Linked DNA regions of Homo sapiens: all the other regions are linked to region 5. A link is a contact called in ENCODE Hi-C or POLR2A ChIA-PET data. All regions are on one chromosome and are shown on one strand. The core of a region is the stretch at or near the end of the contact, and the rest is flanking DNA. Distances in the headings are between cores, read along the strand shown.

The links. Hi-C counts contacts between places; a loop is a spot of excess contacts on that map. ChIA-PET counts read pairs that join two places held with the same protein, here RNA polymerase II (POLR2A). Pooled maps may share reads with other maps.
Region 1: a pooled map shows a loop between it and region 5 (12-fold over the local background). The contact joins the promoter of MDH2 here to the promoter of BAZ1B in region 5. A Hi-C loop is called at or near these places in 1 of 168 maps with a recorded cell type or tissue (sciatic nerve) and 6 of 50 pooled maps. POLR2A ChIA-PET finds 5 or more read pairs at or near these places in 1 of 52 experiments (CD8-positive, alpha-beta memory T cell).
Region 2: a pooled map shows a loop between it and region 5 (21-fold over the local background). The contact joins the promoter of YWHAG here to the promoter of BAZ1B in region 5. A Hi-C loop is called at or near these places in 1 of 37 single-sample maps with no recorded cell type and 8 of 50 pooled maps. POLR2A ChIA-PET finds 5 or more read pairs at or near these places in 1 of 52 experiments (T-cell).
Region 3: a loop to region 5 is called in a map of naive thymus-derived CD4-positive, alpha-beta T cell, with 5 times the contacts of the local background. The contact joins the promoter of HIP1 here to the promoter of BAZ1B in region 5. A Hi-C loop is called at or near these places in 1 of 168 maps with a recorded cell type or tissue (naive thymus-derived CD4-positive, alpha-beta T cell) and 8 of 50 pooled maps. POLR2A ChIA-PET finds 5 or more read pairs at or near these places in 1 of 52 experiments (activated naive CD8-positive, alpha-beta T cell).
Region 4: a map of naive thymus-derived CD4-positive, alpha-beta T cell shows a loop between it and region 5 (5-fold over the local background). The contact joins the promoter of TMEM120A here to the promoter of BAZ1B in region 5. A Hi-C loop is called at or near these places in 2 of 168 maps with a recorded cell type or tissue (naive thymus-derived CD4-positive, alpha-beta T cell and transverse colon), 1 of 37 single-sample maps with no recorded cell type and 4 of 50 pooled maps. POLR2A ChIA-PET finds 5 or more read pairs at or near these places in 1 of 52 experiments (HEK293).

What each region holds. Positions count from the first base shown.
Region 1 is chr7:76,046,759-76,049,458 of GRCh38, forward strand. It overlaps MDH2 (malate dehydrogenase 2), which reads left to right and starts at 1,348. Exons shown (of 9, transcript NM_005918.4): 1 at 1,348-1,468. The coding sequence starts at 1,403. It overlaps STYXL1 (serine/threonine/tyrosine interacting like 1), which reads right to left and starts at 1,242. Exons shown (of 9, transcript NM_001317785.2): 1 at 904-1,242. RefSeq lists enhancers at 715-1,497, 943-1,032, 1,143-1,222, 1,498-2,279 and a silencer at 1,473-1,632.
Region 2 is chr7:76,357,621-76,360,320 of GRCh38, forward strand. YWHAG (tyrosine 3-monooxygenase/tryptophan 5-monooxygenase activation protein gamma) reads right to left here and starts at 1,371. Exons shown (of 2, transcript NM_012479.4): 1 at 1,102-1,371. The coding sequence starts at 1,188. RefSeq lists silencers at 502-692, 776-975, 1,296-1,705 and an enhancer at 800-1,446.
Region 3 is chr7:75,737,553-75,740,252 of GRCh38, forward strand. It overlaps HIP1 (huntingtin interacting protein 1), which reads right to left and starts at 1,389. Exons shown (of 31, transcript NM_005338.7): 1 at 1,249-1,389. The coding sequence starts at 1,368. RefSeq lists a silencer at 1,177-2,166.
Region 4 is chr7:75,993,174-75,995,873 of GRCh38, forward strand. It overlaps TMEM120A (transmembrane protein 120A), which reads right to left and starts at 1,422. Exons shown (of 12, transcript NM_031925.3): 1 at 1,317-1,422. The coding sequence starts at 1,397. RefSeq lists silencers at 1,144-1,203, 1,214-1,663.
Region 5 is chr7:73,520,866-73,523,565 of GRCh38, forward strand. BAZ1B (bromodomain adjacent to zinc finger domain 1B) reads right to left here and starts at 1,428. Exons shown (of 20, transcript NM_032408.4): 1 at 962-1,428. The coding sequence starts at 1,068. RefSeq lists silencers at 672-1,551, 1,902-2,041 and an enhancer at 1,612-1,771.

The sequences.
Region 1 (2,700 bases), core at 98-2,597, 2.5 Mb after region 5:
TCCTGCCTCAGCCTCCGGAGTAGTTGGGGCTACAGGTGTACACCACCACGCTGGGCTAATTTTTGTATTTTTAGTAGAGATGGGGTTTCACCATGTTAGCCAGGCTGGTCATGAACTCCTGGCCTCAAGTGATCGGCCCGCCTCAGCCTCCCAGAGTGCTGGGATTACAGGCATGAGCCACCTTGCCTGGGGGTGTTGTTTAATTTTAAAAATATGTATCAGGCCGGGCGCGGTGGCTCACGCCTGTAATCTCAGCACTTTGGGAGGCCGAGGCGGGTGGATCACGAGGTCAGGAGTTCGAGACCAGCCTGACCAACGTGGTGAAACCCCGTCTCTACTAAAAAAAAAATACAAAAAATTAGCCAGGTGTAGTGGTGCGCTAATCCCAGCTACTCAGGAGAATGAGGCAGGAGAACCACTTGAACCTGACAGGCAGAGGTTGCAGTGAGCCAAGATCGCGCCACTGCACTCCAGCCTGGGCTAGAGAGACTCCGTCTCAAAAAAATAAATAAATTCATACATTTAAGTAATAAACTCATTGTGAGCAAGGAATTCTACTCGACTTTCTGTCTGCGTAAACTCTACAAATCCACTTGGCCTCAGCCACAGTGTCTTTATTCGTAAAGCAGAAACAGTGGGACCGTCAGAGCACTGCCGGGCAGGCGAGAGAAGACAGGAACTGTATGACCACGGAAGTTGTTGTCCCTACAACCTATTTGCTCATCTGGAACACAGAATAGTGGTCCTCTAAAGCTTGCAGGGCTGGAGGTCGCCATTATCAGCAGTGGTGTCACTAAACCTGAACCCAAGGGTCTCTGCAACTTGGGAAACGACGGCCCGGATCTGAGGAGATGGCCCCTTCCTCCCACCCCGCCTAAGGACTCTCAGCCTCCCTGACCCTACCTTTCCGGAGCTCAGAGTCCCCTCTGGCCTCCAAGGGCAGAAGGAATGGGTTTGGCTGAGGTCGGGGGCTCGGGTCTGGGACGCGCTCCACCTCCCCGGCTGCGCGACTATGGCCAGGCTCCCTGTCGGAGCCTCTGCCTGGGGCCCCACCTGGAAAAATGGCTCCTCTAAGGCGCTTCCAGCCTAAAGCCCGTCCTCTTCCACCTCTTGGGTGCAGACTGGCCCTCCCACTCCGACCGCAGGTCCCCCACCGGCCACACAGACGGCTACGCTAGAACCCAGCCAAACACCGGGGTTGCCAGGATGGTCCCACAGCTTTCCTTTCCGACTCCCGGAAGTGGCCGTGATCTCACGAGATCCCGGAGGCGAGCGCGACCGGAAGTCCGGTCACTCTCGCGAGGCCCCAGAGAGCAGGCGCTGGGCAGTGTGGAGGTCGTTGGAGTCACTTCCCCGTCACCAGCTCCTGTGCCTGCCAGTCGGTGCCCCTCCCGCTCCAGCCATGCTCTCCGCCCTCGCCCGGCCTGCCAGCGCTGCTCTCCGCCGCAGCTTCAGCACCTCGGCCCAGGTAGGCCAGACGAGGGGCGGCCTGCAGGCGGAGGCCCCCCGGCCCGGGCCACGTGCGTCCCCGGTTCGCGGGCAGCTCTGACCCTCTCCAGGCCAGCCTGGACCGCAGGGATGCCCGGCACTGGCTGGAGACTGTGGCGCCCGGGGCAGGCCCTGACACTGGCCTGGAGGTGCGGGGGAGAAAGCCGGGGAAAAGGGGGCGAGGTAGTCCCGCTCCAGGGCCGGTCCATTTGTCAGGGTTCCCCCAGGTCTCCCAGATTTCCCAGAGGACCTGCTCTTGGCTTGCACGCCTTCAAGGTTGGGAAACCAGGGCTCTGCATCTGAAAGTAAACTTACGTTTTTTTCTGCAGCGTTCCATTGCTTTGACGTAGCTAATCTCCTTGCAGCATCCGTGTGAGTTGTGCGTGAATAAAAGAAATCGTATACTTCCTAATTCCATAGTATGGACAAACCGAGGCTAGAGAACTGGGCCAGGGTTACAGTCATTTGGCCAGAGGATTAGAATTCAGCGCTTCTGACCTGAAGACGGCTTCCTCTTAACCTTTTTGGAGGATCTCTCCTGCTGTGGGCGGACTGAGCCTGCCGCCAGGTGTCTTAACAGTGCTTGACTTGGCCCGCGACCACTTAAGCCTAGGAGCCTAGGCTATTTTTAGCCATCTTCTAGAATGGTGGTTCTTAAACTCTGCAGTGTGTCAGAATCACCAGAAAGCTAATAAAAAACAGACGTCTGGGTTCATTGAAGAAGCTTAAGACTGCGGGGGGGGGGGGGGGGGTCCGCATTTTTACCAGGTGAATCTAATTAAACCTAATTTTGAGAACCCAGGAGGTGCTCGCATTGCCTTTTAATTACGACGCCCAAGAGGGAGGTAATTTTAAAGGGGAATCCAAATTTATCATCGAAGTTCTCGAGTTTCCTGTACATCCAGTTCATTTGAAAAATAAATACAAATGCTCCTGGATTGATGGCTACTTCCCATACCCATCGCAAGTTGGTAATATCCTAAGTCAAAAGGCGAGTTTAACTTTGTGTATTTTCAACTTGCAATGGGTTCCCACAGGCAACCCCATTGTAAGTTGAATGTACCAAATGCTTTTGCGCTGCGGTGAAGTGGGGGCCCAGCTGTATACAGATAAGTACATTAAGTACCTGTGCTTGCCAACAACTATGCTGGGTGCTGCAGGGGATACCAAGATAAGTGAGAAGTGACACTTGATATGGGACAGGAATGAGTA
Region 2 (2,700 bases), core at 121-2,620, 2.8 Mb after region 5:
TTTCATCAGCATGAAGATGTACTCGCTTAAACAAAAAAAAGCCTCAGATGCATCTAACAACCAAAAATTTTTAAAAAGACTTTTTCCCCTTTAAAATAACTCCTCCCAGCCTCCACCCAGTCTAGGCTCTCTGCAATATGACAAATGCAGAATCTTCTGGAATGACTTGATACTGCCTCTCACCACGGCTTTGTTTGCACTATCAGATCAGACAGAATATTTTTTCCCCCAACTTATAGGAATTTCAACAGACGCGTGCCTGTATTCAAAAAAGAAACGGCATATGTCACACGAATCGAACCAGTCAGCTACATTCACCACCTTTTAATTTTACAGGCAATACCTACCCTTTTCAATACAAAAACATTAGGGAATAAAATGGAGATGACATGTTGAGAATGATCAATGAAAACGCTAGCGAGACAAACGTTCTCCCTTCCTAAAAGCCGGAGGACTTGCTTTGGGCGAATGGAGAAAGAAGAGCCTTTTGTTAAGAAAAACGTGAGCAAGGTGGTTTCGATTTTGCACCACGGAGCTCAGGTTTTCAAGAGACCCTATACAATGTTTCTGGGAAGATTCTCAGGGATGTGTCGGGACAGACAGTGGGGAAGATTCTGGGGGGGCTGGGGAGGTGGAAAACCGGGAGACCTGCTGAGTGAATGGGAAAGGCGCCGCCCAGACACCAGGGAGAGAAAGAGGAACCGCATCCATGCGGTCCCCCGCCCCCACGCCCAGGCTAGGAGGAGGGGGGAAGTGGGGCACAAAGGATGCGCACGCCTCCCCGCTCGGGTCCCCTGCACCCCTAGAGCCGCGGGGGCCGGAGACCCCGCTCCCAAGTCCAGCCCCGCGGGACCTCGCCCCGGCCCGCGCCCGCGCCGGGCCTGAATGGCAGCGCCGCGGGGCCACGGGGACTCCGAAAAGAGGCCGCGTCACAGCCCGGGTTCCCGTCGCCTCTCGGGACCCTCCCCAGCCCCCCTCAGTGAGCGAGACGGGGCGGTCAACCCGCCATCGCGACAGGGCGACGAAGCCCCGGGCCTTCCACGCCAAGGACCGCGTCTTCGGAGGGGCAGGGAGCGGCGGGGGAGGGGAGGAGACACTCACGTTCTTCATGGCCGCGGCCATGTCGTCGTAGCGCTCCGCCTGCTCGGCCAGCCGGGCTTTCTGCACCAGTTGCTCGCGGTCCACCATCTTCGCGGGGCTGGGTCTGGCCGGAGAAGGAGGAGGACACTGGGGCGGCCTGAAGGGCTTGGAGGGCGCGACTGGAGCCCAAGTGCCGGAGAGGACCGACCCACAGAGCGAGCAGCTGAGGCGGCGGCTGCGCGGAGGAGGCGGCTGGAGCTGCGACCGCGGGACCGGGCGCGAGGCGGCTGCGGCTGCTGTGCGTGCCACTGACGGACAACCCCCTGCGGCCCCGCCCACGCCGCATGACGAAGGCAGGCCCCGCCCACCCGTCCGCAAGCCCCGCCCATGCCCCGCCCGAGCCCGGCCGCGGCTAGAACTCCCCGCTCCCCAGCTGGGCTCACTGCGCGTCTTCCGGGCACCCCGTCCTTTCCCACTGCGCCCCCACTCTCCCCTTTTTTCACTTCACTCCCCAGTTCCCTCACCCCAGCTTCTCCAGTCGCCCCCTTACGCCTCCCCCTTGAGCCTCCCGCCCCGCCAGCCCTCGGACGCATGGGCCCCTGGGAGTTGTAGTGTAACCTGCAGTGCACTGAGGCGCTGAGGAGACCAAGGACAAAGGGGCGGTCAAGACTACAACTCCCAGCGGACATAGCGCGCAGGCGCAGGAGGACGGGGGGGGGTGCTTCGAATCCCGAGGCCGCTGGGGACCCCTGGCGGGGATCAGGGCTGCATCAGTCCCTGCGAGTGCTGATTCACCGCCCCGCCCCATATTCTCCGGGAAATTACGAGAGGAGGGGGCAGGGGCCTCAGTCCTAGACCCTGTTTCCGAGATCACGTAGCAGGTCGTGGTGGGGGAAGGACAGGAGGCGCGTCCATTGTAGATCCAGACTCTCAGTGTGGTGCCTGCCCGCGGGATGGCCGAATTAAGGGGCCAGACCCTGGGGACTGTCACCTCCACCCCCTACGAGCTTCCATTAAACCCCCCACCCCACCTTGAGGCTCTTGGGCCTGAATAGGTGAAAACATGGACGAACGACAAATACCGGCTGGCCACAGTGGTTGATTTCCAGAAAGGATGCAGCTGTCTGCTGGCTGACCCTGGAGAACCCCTTCTTCCTCTCCAGGGTGGAGTGCTAAAGATTGAGTTCAGCTACCAGGAGCCTACTCCACATCTAACTGGGCTGCGTCTAGGGCTTGGTTGTCCAGCCCTTCTCTCCCCTCCTAAGACATACATACCTACTGAGGTCACGCTGATATATTCTCGTTCATATTATTCCACATAGCTTGCAGATAGCATGGGTTTTTTTGCTTTGTTTTGCTTTTTTGTAGAGACGGGGGTCTAGCTTTGTTGCCCATGCTGGTCTCGAACTCCTGGGCTCAAGCGATCCTCACGCCTCGGCCTCCCAAGGTGCTGGGATTACAGATGTGAGCCACCATGCCTGCAGGCCTGATAGTTTTGACTGCACATTTTATTTACTTTATGTATTCAACAATTATCTATGAGAAGCTACTGTGTTCCAAGCCCTATTCTAAGCCACGAGGTACAGTAGTGAACAAAACAGACAAAAATCCCTGCCCAAG
Region 3 (2,700 bases), core at 139-2,638, 2.2 Mb after region 5:
CCAGGCTGGTCTCAAACTCCTGACGTCAGGTGATCCACCCGCCTCGGCCTCCCAAAGTGCTGGGATTACAGGTGTGAGGTACCGCGCCCGGCCAAAAGCTCTATTCTTTGAAAGATTCCATATACAGAACCTTCAGTCAGATTCTCACTGTCTTTTCTAACTAAAATCCCAAAGCCCTTTCCCTCCAACTGTGTTTGGGGGAAGTATTCCTCGCATAACACATCAGGGGACCAGCCTCTGGAGAGGGGGACCCAAATGGATCTTCAAAGGTTCCACTCTGAGCACAAGAGTGTAGAAGAAATCTGCCCCTCCAGCATTGGCACTGGGATTAAAAGAAGCGTTGTACTCTTTGAAATGGATTTTACATACAAATGAATTGATGAACACCATCAACATGTCAGCTTAATTCAGCCCAATCAATACACCAGGCATTAAAAACTCGGAGAAAAAAATGGATTGTGGCTTTTTGTTGATGACACTGAGGAATTTTGGCCCCAAGCCCTGGCCAGGCAGGACAAATAGGGCAGTCTGCCTATTAGCTGTCAGGCACATCTTGGGGGATAAAACCAAGACCCCAAGTCAGGGCTCAGGGGCACCATGGTCTCCACTTTAGCCCCCAAAGTAATTTTCCCACAAAGTGGCCACACTTTGCATTTCCTACATTCCTTTTCCCTGCTCCGACCCCTTCCGCCCGGCCTCAGAGCTGACAGCTGGGGCTGGCCAGAGCCAAGCAAGAGGCATCGAGAAAGGGGGATGCTAAGGGGTGGGGGGTGGGAAGGGATGTCAATGCAACCAAGAAGTGATCGGAGGGGAAGAGAGGTCCCCTCACCCTTCACATTCCCAGCCCGGCGCCCCCACTCTCCGCCCCCACACTTGAGCCTCCAAGTGGCTCCCGTGCGCTTCCCTTGTTTAGGGGCAACCCTTCCATTCCGCCCCTTTTCAGTTCCTTCCCCTCTCACCTCATCTTGGGACTCCTGCCCGGTACCCAGCCGATCAGGCTCCTCTTGGCCACGCATCCTGCCATCTCCTCCGAGCCCGCCTCTGCCCTTCTCCCCAGGCCAGCTGGGGTACCCTGGGGTCCCCGACCTTCCTGGGATCGCCCAGATCTGCACGTCAATGCCCCCGCTCACTACACCCTCGCCCCGTCTTCAACTGGGGCCTGCAAGACTCCTACTCCCTTCAAAGCCCCTCCCGGACACCGCGTCCCTCAGGGTGCCCCAGGGATGCCCCGGGGTCCCCCGTCCTCACCTGAGTCCGCTCGAAGCTCTCGCGCTCCGCCGCCTCCAGCCCAGCGCCGACCCCGCGCCGGCTCAGCACCTTGGGCAGTGGGTTGGGCACCTGCTTCATGGAGCTGGCCATCCGATCCATGTCGCCGCGAGGAGCCGAGTCAGGGGCCCTCGGCTGCCCCGGGATCCCCACGGCGCCGCCCGCCCCGCCCTACCCGCGGGGATCCGGCGCTAACGGGACGGCTCCCGCCTGCCATTGGCTGTGAGTTCTGCCAGTCTTCCAGAGACCCCGCCCCTCGCCGAACGGCTTCCCCGCCCGCCCCCGCCCCTTCAGGAGCCCCTCCGCTGGCTCGGCCCCGACTAGCCTCTCGGGGCCTCGAGGCGCGTGGTGACTGGTCTGGAGTCCTGTCAGTCACCGTGGTCCCGCCGTTCTAGGCAGGGCCGGGGCGGGGTGCGGACGGGGCGAGGCCTGGATGGGGCGTGGCCTGGGCGGGCTGCCCTGATATGCCCTCGCTCGCCCCGCCCCCGCCCGCGCACCGCCCTCTCCTCCCCTCGGCCGCAGTCCCCGCGCGCCCCGAGCGTGCTGCCCTCCGCCAAGCGCCGCCCACTACCCTGCCCGCTCCTGCAGGGGGCTATCCCGCGACGGCCCGTGGAGATGGGCGGGGATGACGCGGGCCGGGCAGTGGGGCCTCCCCCGGGGGAATCCCAGCCCGCCTGCGAATAGCCCGTTAGCTCCTTCCGGGCCTGGGACCCGGGAGCGCCGGACTGACCAGCCCTGCGGCCGCAGCCCGGGAAAGCGCAGCCCCGCGGGCGGGGCGCAGCGTGGGCGCCTGGCCGGATCCGGCTCAATGGGTGGCCGCCCCCACCCAGCTCCCAGGCTTCCCCGTCCTGCACTTCTCCATTCTGCCCCTGCCCATGCCCTCTGCAAGGATCGCAGAGCCCAGGTCCCGGAGTTCGGGGCTGAGTCCGCGGGCACCTCCCGGGACCTGCCTCCCAAACCTCATCAAAGGAACCCGTCAGAGCTTATTTGTTGGTAGAAAGCCCTGTAGACACTTTCGGTTTATCTTAGGCTCTGAGCCGCGCGTCCCATCCTGCTCAGACGTCAGCCAGGGTACCAGCAAGCAGAGAGAAGTGTGATGCTTAGCAGGAGTGCTGGAGAAAGTTAAAAGTTTTCCGTTAAACTCCAATTTAGGTGTGTTTTTGTTTTTGTTTTTGTTTGTTTTTTTTTTTTTTTTTGGTTTCATTTGGAGTCAGTCTCCCTCTGTCGCCCAGGCTGGAGTGCAGATCGTAACACACTGGGACCTTGAGCTCCTGGGTCCTAGCGATTTTCCTGCCTCGGCCTCTCGAGTAGCTGGGACTACAGATGCACGCCACCAAGCCTGGCTATCTTTTTTGCAGAGATGGAGTCTTTCTATGTTGCCCAGACTGGTCTCGAACTCGTGGCCTCAAGCAAGCCTCCCACCTTGGCCTCCCA
Region 4 (2,700 bases), core at 172-2,671, 2.5 Mb after region 5:
AGTCTGGAGCTTAGGCCCCCAGGGCCACCTCCTGGACCAAGCAGGCAGCCCAGAGCCACCCCTCTATCCTCTCAGCTCCTCCTGCCTATCTAGCCTTCCAGTACAGGAGGAGCTCAGGTTCTCAGGAATCCCTGACATCTTCTTCCCAGGTTAAAGGTCATCAGGTTTCAACCCTAGAGCCTCCTGCTCTAAGGCCAGCCCCACTCCCTTCCCCTAGCACCTTTGGCCCAAGGATTCCCCAAGCACTTTGCCCTGGTAGGTGAGTCTCAAGAAGGCGCAGCCTAGAGATGGGGCAAGGGGCAGTGTGAGGAGAGCCAAGCAGGGGCTGTGGCCAGGACAGCGGCGGCCAGGCGGGGAGACTGGGTCTGCTCAGTCTCTGGGGAGAAGCACCAATGGCAGGGGCCTTGGCAGGGCCAGGGGCAGCTGGGTTTCAATGCCCACAGGAAGCAGTTGGAACCAGTCCAGGAGAGGCCAAGGGCTAACCAAGCCATCAGCTGGCCAGGGCTCTACTCTGTCTGGATCTTGTTTCTCATGCCCAGGAGGGGTCACCACGCCCCCTCGGACCCCAGCACGTGCCACTTCTGCCCACCCACAGCCACCGCCCTCTTCCCTGCCTGGATGAGGCCAACAGCCTCCTCCTCCCTGGCCTCTGGACAGAACAGCCACGGTGGCCCTGGGGAGCTCAGTCCAGACAATTCCTCCCGTAGCTTTCCACTGGCCTCGGAGGGACTCTGATCTCTGCCAGGCCAGAGCGTCCCTGCAGGGCCTAGCCCCGCCCACCCCTCCCACCCGTCCCACCCCTCCCCTGGTTCTCCTTGATGCAGCCACATGGGCCTGTCAAGTCCCCTCTTTCCTTCCAAAGGCCTCGGCGGCGCGCGGTATCCCTCTGCCTGGGGCGTCCCCCATCCAGGCCGAGGACACCCCCCTAAACGCTGCTCCCCCGACCTGGGCTGCCTCTCGGGCGCTGCCCGCTGCGCGTTTGCTGAGTGGCTGACCCAAGGCTGGGCCCGCCCGTGTGTGACTCAGGCGGCCGCTCTCTTCTGGGAAGGGACGGGGTCGGGGTCTGGGCCCCTTTCCAAGGCCCTCATTGGAAGCCGAGGTCGCCCAGCGCGATGGGGTCCCGCCGGGGTTCCCGGACACTGGAGGTGGTGGCAGTGGACACCAGGACCAGGGGCCTCGCCCCCCTTGGCAGTGACGCCAGGGCCCCGACCCCTGACCCTTAGCTCCCCACTGCCTGACCCAGGGCTGCCCGACCCTTGACCCTGAGCCAGCGAGACGCGGCTCGGGGGCGACCCGGCGTCCGCAGCGGCGCTAACCTGGATGTTCTGGAAGTCCTGCTGTAGATCCTCCCAGTCCCGCAGGCAGTCGCCCAGCGGGCCCGGGGGCGGGGGCTGCATGGCTGCAGCGCCAGTAGCCAGTAGTGGAGGACGGCGCAGCAACCCCGGCCCACCCGAGGCTCCTCCGCCACCGCCCCCGTCCGCTTCCGGGCTCGCGCCGCCACGGGCACCAATGGGGAAAGGCCACGCCCCCCACCCCAGCCAATCCGGGACAGGGGCGGGGTATGGGCGGGGCCGTATGCAAGGGCGGTTGCTAGCCCCGGGACTCGCGGCCTGGACCGGGACTGGGACGGCTGCAGCCCCCGGGCCTGGACTGCACTGACTGTGCCAGCCGCGTGGTGCAGCCAGCAGGGCTCTGGCCCGTCATGCTGAGAGCAAACCAAGGTGCAGGGAGGTGACACCTGCTTGCAACATTTTCGTCCTTGGGAAGCTGAGCCTCTTTGGGGAAGGGAGTTAGAGCTGCTTCTCTCGCTTGGATTTTTACAGCGGCCTCCTTTCTCCCTGCCTCACCTCCACTGTCCCTTCTCGCGGCCACCGGACTGCCCTTCCCAAAACACAAGGCTGATTCCCCATCATGTTCATGCTTAAAACTTTCCAGCGGCTGTGTCCTGCCTACCAGGAGGTCCCTAATCGGAGCTCTGCAGCCATCCCGGGCTCTGTCCCAACTCACACCCTGAGGAAAGCCAGGGCTGTGTGTAAAGCCGTTCCCCCTCTGGCAAAACCCCACTCCTCCTTGAAGGCCTGCCCTTCTGTTGAGGGGAATCCCCCACCCCCTCCCACCCCCATCCCTCCACAGAGCGCGCTAAGTGGTGGGACGGCATTCATCTCTCTGTTCCCAGCCCCACCCACGCGGTGGCAGGGAATGGTTGCCGAATGGACTTGGGGAAGGTCCTGCATGGATGGACATCCTAATCCCCTACCAGTCCCCTAGTCTGTGCCGTCTCCTGATGCCCAGTTTGTTCTGTGGGTGCTGCCAGCTTTGGAGAAGTGCATTTGGAAAACAACTTCCAACTGGGTGCCGTGGCCCACACCTGTAATCCCAGCATTTTGGGGAGGCCGAGGCTGGAGGATCACTTGAGCCCAGAAGTTCGAGACCAGCCTAGGCAACAGAGCAAGACCCTGTTTCTACAAAAATAAAAATAAATTAGCCAGGTGTGATGGTGCATGCCTGCATTCCCAGCTACTCACTCAGGAGGTTGAGGTGGGAGGATCGCTTGAGCCCAGGGAAGTTGAGGCTGCAGTGAGCCATGATTGCGCCACTGCACTCCAGCCTGAGAGACACAGCAAGACCGTGCCTCCAAAAAAAAGGAAAGGGGGTAAAAAAAAGGAAAACTTTTAAGACCTTAGGAATTTCTAGAAACGT
Region 5 (2,700 bases), core at 178-2,677:
CTTTCAGTCACCAAAGAAATGCTTGATTCCGAAATCGTTTTTGTTTTTTTTACAGATAAGCCTCAAAAACGATTCTTCTGGCACCCATTAAAAAAAAGCAAATAAAAGCTGCACAACTTTTCACTAAAAGATAATGCTTATGCAAGAAATCTTAGTCATGACGAGAGGATGCTTCCTTTGTAAAACATCCAATTTCATGTTCCTAAAATACAACATAAAAACTTCACGTCTTGGTTTTTTTGTTTGTTTAATTTTAACAAATACCAATCTCCTTCTAAACCTTCAAAATTTCAAACCTGTGTCTGCCCAGGGAAGGCAGGCATCAGCTCCTCCACAGGCAGTTTCCTTCCCTCCCTTTCCTCTAAGCGGGGAATCTCATTCCTAGTTTTCTGCCCCAGGGTCCTGTCAGTTCATCCCCGGCCTAAAGTCCCCTCGGGAGACGAAAAAAACGCCAAGTATCCCCGCAGAGATCGGGGTAAGACGCAGTTGAGTCTTGCACACGCCGCATCACGAGGCCGCGCGAGTACAATTTCAAAACTTAAGCTGCAGGTTTCATTTAAATTTTTAAAAAATTTTTGTAAAAATTAAAGGAGAAAACCTAGCTCCCCCTCCCCACGCCTCCTCCTCCCTCTCGGGTCCTCAAGGCCTAAAGCCAACCCGGGGAAGGTAATGGGGATGGGGGATGCGCTCCTCGCCGGCGAGGCCCCGGGACAAAGTGCGGGGCCCCGGGGGCGGCCGAAGCGGGCCCTTCTCCTTCCAGGGCCGGTGCGCGCCCCCCGCCGGATCCCCTGGAAGGATCGGCGGGCGCAGGCTGAGACTCAGCCTCCAGGCCCGCGAGCGGCCGGGGCGCGCTGACAGCTGCCCCGGGCCGGGGATGCGCGGCTGACCTGGTCTCGCGAGCCCCAGGCCCTACCCCGGCCCAGCCCGGCCCAGCCCGGCCCGCGCGGCTGGAAAAGGATACTCCCGGGTGCGGAAGGCCTCCTGAGTGTGCGGGATGGTGAAGAGCGGCTCCTCTCCGGGCAACGGCTTCACCAGCGGGAAGGGCTTGCGGCCCAGGAGCGGCGCCATCGCGGCGGCGGCGGTGGGGACTGGCGGCTGCTGGGGCCGGCCCCGCGGCGCAGCACTAGGCCCCGCGGCCCGGAGCGAGCGCCAGGCGCCCGGGGGTGGGGTGGGGGAAGGGAGGGGTGAGAGGGCGGCGCGAACTCCGGCTCCCTCACCGCCGGCGCGGCCGCGCGACAGTCATGGAGCGGAACGCCACGGCGCAGAGCTCCCGCGCACACCGCCGCGCCTCCCAGCAGCCCCCCGCCGACCTCCGCTTCGGGTCCCGGCGGCCGGCAGTCACGACTCCTCCTCAGCAGCACCGGAGGAAATTATTGAAAAATGGCGGGAGATTCCCCTCCTCCCCCGGGCCCGGCCAACGCACACACTAACTTGCTCCCCCGTGGCGCCGGTGGCGAATGCTCCAATAGGCGGAGAGCTGGTCAGCGCTCACAGCCTATTGGCTCGGAGGAGCTGCCGCTCCGCGCCTGGGTCCCGCCCCCCTGCCCCTGTCGCGTAGTTGGGTTGCAGCGCACTAGAGGGCAGTCTGAAGAGGTGAAAGGTCACGTTATGTAAGCGCCCGTGATAGGCGTGCGGGCCTCCGACGGCAGAGTTAAAAGTGGGGGACAGCGGGGGATGGAGAGGACGAGAACTCAAAGAGGTCAAGCCGGAGAAGCCCCTCGCATATACAGATACTGCGCCATCTGTCACCGACGGCGACACCGACATCCGGGCACCACTGTCCGTGTGGTGCGCCGGAGGGGGAGGGTGAGCGCGCGGCCAGGGGCTTTGTCTTTCCTCTTGGGCGCCTCCCCCTTCTTAAAGGCGCCGTGCTCGGCCACGCCCGGGGATGCGCGGGTGGGGCTGGGCTGCAGGGAGGGGTTGGCGGGAAGTGGCCCCGGGAGCTTACCCTACCAAAGGTTCTGCGGAAGGACAACGTGGGGGCCAGCTTTGCTCACCCCAGAGTTAACTTCTGGGCGGGAGTGTGGTTGAGATCTGGGTAGAAGTATACTGCTTGTTTCTAGGGGCTGGCTGGAAAGTAGAATATAGAAGCTTCTTTGGAGAAATAGATTAAAAGACGTACTTAGTTTTTTGGTTTTTGGTTTTTGTTTTTTTTGAGACGGAGTCTCGCTCTGTCGCCCAGGCTGGAGGGCAATGGCGCGATATCGGCTCACCGCAACCTCCGCCTCCCGGGTTCAAGAGATTCTCCTGCCTCAGCCTCCCAAGTAGCTGGAATTACTGGCGTGCACCACCACGCCCGGCCAATTTTGTATTATTAGTAGAGACGGGGCTTCTCCATGTTGGTCAGGCTGGTCTCAAACTCCCGACTTCAGGTGATCCGACCGCCTAGGCCTCCCAAAATTATCATTATTTTTTTTTTTGAGACGGAGTTTCACTCTTGTTGCCCAGGCTGGAGTGCAGTGGTGCAGTCTCGGCTCACTGCAACCTCTCCCTCCCGGGTTCAAGCTATTCTCTTGCCTCGGCCTCCCGAGTAGCTGGGACTACAGGTGCGCGCCACCACACCCGGCTATTTTTTGTATTTTGTAGAGACGGGGTTTCACCATGTTGGTCAGGCTGGTCTCGGACTCCTGATCTCAGGTGATCCACCCGCCTCGGCCTCCCAAAGTGTTGGGATTACAGGCGTGAGCCACCACGCCCTGC